2 separate regions of the Homo sapiens genome follow, and region 1 is linked to region 2. Evidence: chromatin contacts called from ENCODE Hi-C or POLR2A ChIA-PET data. All regions are on one chromosome and are shown on one strand. Each heading gives the region's core, a stretch centred on a gene start or an enhancer-like site at or near the end of the contact. The rest is flanking DNA. Distances are from core to core; before and after follow the strand shown.

Region 1 (2,700 bases), core at 64-2,563, 100 kb after region 2:
TCCAGACCAGATGGATGTTCTCAGTCCAAGCACAATGCCCAACATAGGGTTGATATTTAATCAACGTATTGCCTGAATGAATGATTTTACTTGCCCTGCATTCTAGAAAAAATGAGAGACTAGCTTTTGTTCAGAGAGTCACAGAAAAAAAAATAAGGAAGGCTGGAATAATATGTGCTTATGTCATCTCCCTCCAGGCAGGTCTTGGCTGAAGGGCAGCAACTGTGGTCTGATCACCTCTTAAAGATCTTACCACTTAATATTGTTGTGTTGGGGATTAAGTTTCCAATGCATACCTTTTGAGGGATACATTCAAGCCATAACAGGCTTCAACATATTTCAGAATTTGAGGACAGGCACAAATATTCAGTTTATAGCTACAGGTGAAGGAATTCTCCTAGAAGAGAGAAAAAAGACAGCAAATAAAGAAGACAAAAGACCTAGAAGATAAATCTGGTGGTCAAACCATTAAAAAACAGAAATTCTAGATGAAGTGAAAAGGAAAAGATTAAGGGGAAGAAATTACCAAAAAAATTTCTCTAAATGGAAGTACATGCATCTCAAGATTGAACATATCCTTGAAAAGTCTACCACAATTAAATTTAAAAAAACAAAAACAGTCCAAGGTACATAATTATGGAATTTCAGGACACAACTGCAAAATAAAAACTAAGGCCAGGTGCGGTGGCTCACGCCTGTAATCCCAGCACTTGGAGAGGCCGAGGCGGGCGGATCATGAGGAGATCCAGACCATCCTGGCTAACACGGTGAAACCCCATCTCTACTAAAAATACAAAAAAATTAGCCAGGCGTGGTGGCGGGCACCTGTAGTCCCAGCTACTTGGGAGGCTGAGGCAGGAGAATGGCATGAACCTGGGAAGCGGAGATTGCAGTGAGCCGAGATCGTGCCACTGCACTCCAGCCTGGGCCACACAGCAAGACTCCGTCTCAAAAAAAAAAAAAAATTTGAAAACTCCAAGAGAAAAACAGATCACCTTTAACAGAACATAACTAAGAATGTCATTAGCCTGCATGAGGAAGGCAATAAAGCAATGCCTTCAAAATTCTGTGGAAGAATAATTTGGAGTGTAGAATTCTAATATCCACAGCAGATATTAAATAAGTATGATTACAGAGTGAAGACATTTCAGGCATGCAAGAACTCAAAATGTTTACTTCTTATTCAGTCTTTCCTCAGAAGTTACTTAAGGTTGCACTTATCTAAAATGAAATACTAGATCAAATCCACCAAATAGAGCAATGTGTGAGCTTTTAGAAGCTGTTGAGCAGTCCTGGAGAACAGCCAGCCAAGACCAGGAAGGATTCCAGGAAGGACCTGAAACAATGAAGTTTGGAGGTAAAATAAAGACTATTAAAGAGGAAGACATTGCTTGATAAGAAGTCAAATTAACAAAAAAAAAACCTCTAGAAAACCAGACTCAAAAGAAGAGGAAATTGTGGTAAACCACAGTCGCATAAGAGCAGGGTAATGTAAGTGCCCTCTGTCTAACTTAAAGTAGTGTTATGACTATACTTCAAGATAGATAAAGGGAGATGAAATGTAGTTTGAGAGAGCTAGCTTCTCAATTATCAGAAGTTAAATAATATCTAAATATTGAATGAACCAAAAATGTAAGCATACTACTTAGAGTTGTAAATGTAACTACCCTAAGAAATAGCTAAAAATGTTGAAGTGTGGTTATTACTGGGAAACATGATATATTTGTTTAAGCAGGATTTTTATATGACAATATTTTTTATTTATATAATGATACTTTAACCATATATCACTCTGATAAAAATGTCTTAAAAGTTTATTTTAATATACTTGTAGTTTGGCTTCAATTTTTATTTTATATTTCATTTCAGAAACTAATGTGACACCCATGTCAACCATTCTTGAGCTGCATTAACGTACAAAGAGACTTGAGCAATTTGCCTACTTTTCATCGAGCAAAATTTTGTTTCCCAAATCCAATTATTCAATCTCTAAATTGCTTGCTTCCCACTTCCTTTTCGTCATAGTCTCTTTATATTAATACCAAACTTGGCTTTTTTTCCTTCCTTTTATGGCCTCTCAGCCCAAACCACCAGTCCCTAGATAACTAATTATCTGTGTCCTCTGGCCTCATCCCAACTTTTTAGGGCAGTGAGCTAACACTTCTTTTTGTATGTTAGGAGTTCTCAACTTTTTTGAAGAAACATGGTGCTTTCTAAAATAAATGGGAGAACATAAGACAAAGCAAAGCCAGAAGAAATTAATTTTCTTTGGAAAATCCCAAAAGTCAGGAAAGTTTTCTGAAGACTGAATATTCTTCACCACTCATTTTCACTTTTATTCATTCAACATTGTTTGAACCTTCACCCTGTAATGGGCTCTTTAGTGGCATCATGGCTACTAATGTGAGGAAGGTATGGAGAGCCACCTAACAGGGCTCTGCTCTTCTCTCCGCTGCATGTTCCACAGGCGCTCATGGCAAAACTCACCCAAATCTCTTCATGGTGACCACTTGTTCAGCCTTATATCTTCCCTCACAAGCATAGCCCTTTTCTGAGACTTGCATTTGCTTTAAAATTTTGAATTTCCAAATTCCCAATATGGTTTACTTCATAATTGAGACATAAAGTTCACTGCAGAAGAGAAGATACCCCCACAAGTCAGAAAATGCTCTTTAATTGTTTATTAAAAATGAAAGAGTG
Region 2 (2,825 bases), core at 66-2,565:
TTTTGCAAAAGCATAACGCAAACCACTCTTGAAGGAAATGACTCAGACAAATGAAGTCTTTGCTCCAATGCTGGTATCTTGTCCATTTTTGACTCTTGACCAGGGGCTCACCCATAGATCTGGTGCTGGGACATGCCCTGCTTCCACATTGAGGTCTCTTGCCCATGTTGGACCCTATGTTCACCCTGGAGCCCCACCTGCCACCTGGTCTTGGCTTAGCATCTTTGTCTTGGGACAGCACGTCCCACGTCCTGAGCTATGAACAGGAAGGAACCCTGAATCTCAGGATGAGATTGTTAACTTTAAAACTATTTTTTTTTACATGAGAACCTCTCCTTTTCCCACAAGAAAATCTAGTGCCCAACCCCAATCCTTAAAACAGATAAAAGTAGAGGCTTTTGGGTGGAGGCTAAGCAGTGGTGAGATGGAAGGGGGTTAGCAGAATGAAACCCATGCCCCTCAGCTTTCCAGGCCCTGGGACCTGAAGATACAGTAATGTGGTAGGTTACTATTTTAATGAATTACATGGAATTTTCATTGAGAAAATCATCAAGGGTATACTTGTATACACATACACAGTTTTGATATGTATATTTTCTGTATTCTGCATTATGCTTCCATAAAAGATGGAAATACTTCACCAATGAAAAGATAATAAGGAAAGAGCCAGATCCTAAGTATGCATTATCTAGTTGAATAAAATTAGAACTTAGATTTTCCATATCACATTTCAGATGACATGCTGTTTAGAGAAATTAGAATCACAAAGTTGAATCTAATCCTTGTATGTGTTGCCTATCAGTTTCTGAAAAAGATTATTTTAAAAATCATATAATGTTTCTCTGGATTCTGTAGTGATTCCAAGGAAATTAAAATGAACTTTAGAGAACCCTTTAACCCCCTCTCCCCAAGAATAGTTCTTGAAAGGATTGCTTAAGAATTCACCACCACTGCTCCCCACTCTCATCTTTAATTCATTTTTCGTGATTGTGGGGGAAGAAATGGAGCTTTAGGGATGGGGCAAGGGATGAAAGAACCAGAAACCCAAAGCCAGAACTAGGCTTTACTTTCATGTGACTGCACCAGATTACTCAGGAAGAGGGGGAAGCTCAGTTTTCAAACAGACATGCTCACTCTGCAGAGGTTGAAGTGGGGAGGTGTTAGAGATCCCAGGAAGCAGGGGGTGCCCGGGATTACTCAGTGTTCCCTGAGGGTGAAGACATTTCACAAAGTGGGGTTGCTTTAACAACCTTTCTTCCCTTCCTTTCCCAATTTTACAAACCATCTGTTGCTGTCTGGGACACATCGACCCTGTTCAAAGCGCGGCTGTCCCAGGGGAGCAGGCCTTGTAACAGTGGGCATGCCTTGTCATGGGTGTCGTCAGCTCGTTACTGATGGTGTATGTTTGCCAAAAGAACTTGCTTTTTCTGCTAGTATTGCCAAGTTTTATTGGAAACATGTGGGTCCTATGTCTTTTGGAGAAAACAGAATCTCCACTGTGCCAAGAATTTTACATGCATAATCTCATATATGTCTCACAAATTCCTAGGAATGGCTATGATTGTCCTCTGTGAAAGGACAAGGTTTGGAGACATGAAGTTGCCTGAGATCACACAGTGAGTAGGCGGTGGAGGCAGGATTCCTACTCAGACAGCCTTAATTAAAATTCTGGGACTCTTAATGATTTCACTAGCCATGCAAATGAAATACTTTAGTGTGGCAGGAGGAAAGAAACTATATACCACTCTAATTAGTCACTGGAATGTGTAGTTAATGTAGGCAATGACCTCATTCATTTGTAAGCGTTTGATGGGAGGAAAGTTCCACTAATAAAATATAGTTTTAAAAAATGAGATTGAAGACTTCATTAGGAAAACATATTAACTTATTTCCTTGGAATTAGAATACATGTAATGCTTTATCTCAGTTACGTAAGCAGAACAAAAAATTAATAGGCAGTAAAGATCCAAAAAGGTGAAAACAGAAAAATAAAAACTCCCATTAAAGCAGTATAAGTAATTGATAGACAACCAGGGGTTTATTTTTCTTTTGTAGAAGTAAACAGCCTCAGATCTCTCTTCTCCTGCTTGCTTATTCTGTACAGACATTTCCTTTCAGGACTGTGAAGATGTCATGCCATTATCTTCTGTTTTTACTGTTTCTGCTGGGAAATCAGCTGTGTATATGTCTTACTGTTGCCCCTTTGAAGTTAATATGCCCTTTAAATTTTTTCTGGATGCTCTAAAGGTTTTTATCACTGTTGTTGATTTCCAGCATTTTACCATGATGTTCTCTAGGTATGGTTTTCTTTGTATTTACCCTGCTTGTGGTTCACTGAACCTCTTGCTTCTATGGGTTTCATGATATTTGAGAAATCTTCAAATATTGTTTCCACCATAATCTCTTTCTCCTTCCCTTGTAGCACTTCAATTGTATATATATTAAACTACTTCATCATGTCACATTTGTTTCTTATATACTTTTTTGGTATTTTATACCCTTTTAAATTCTCTATTCTTTATTCTGGATTTTTCTATTGGCCAATCTTTCAGTTTCCTAATCTTTTATTTGACTGTGACTAATCTGCTGTTAAATCTATCTATTCAGCTCTTAATTTCAGTTATCGCATTTTTCAGTTCTAGAATTTTCATTTGGTTTATTGATTTGAGTTTTCTGCTGAATTCACATTTGTCTTCTAATTTCTTGAATATATGAATCTTAGTTATTTAAAAATCTATTTTTGATCATTCTCATATCGGGATCTGTTTCTATTACCTATTTTTTTTTTCTTTTGGTCCTACTTTCTTGTATGCCTGGAAAGTTTT

The links. A loop is a pair of places that touch in the nucleus more often than their neighbours do. ChIA-PET counts read pairs that join two places held with the same protein, here RNA polymerase II (POLR2A).
Region 1: a loop to region 2 is called in a map of endothelial cell of umbilical vein, with 2.6 times the contacts of the local background. The contact joins two enhancer-like sites. A Hi-C loop is called at or near these places in 1 of 168 maps with a recorded cell type or tissue (endothelial cell of umbilical vein). POLR2A ChIA-PET finds 5 or more read pairs at or near these places in 1 of 52 experiments (AG04450).

Annotation. Positions count from the first base shown.
Region 1 is chr9:88,833,909-88,836,608 of GRCh38, forward strand. No RefSeq gene overlaps it. Among named protein-coding and RNA genes, the nearest start is that of MIR4289, 89 kb to the left of the region's middle. Within about 2 kb of position 1,314, at least 2 of the 41 ENCODE cell types and tissues checked have a DNase peak (open chromatin) inside an H3K27ac peak, as active enhancers do.
Region 2 is chr9:88,732,561-88,735,385 of GRCh38, forward strand. No RefSeq gene overlaps it. Among named protein-coding and RNA genes, the nearest start is that of MIR4289, 12 kb to the right of the region's middle. Within about 2 kb of position 1,316, at least 8 of the 41 ENCODE cell types and tissues checked have a DNase peak (open chromatin) inside an H3K27ac peak, as active enhancers do.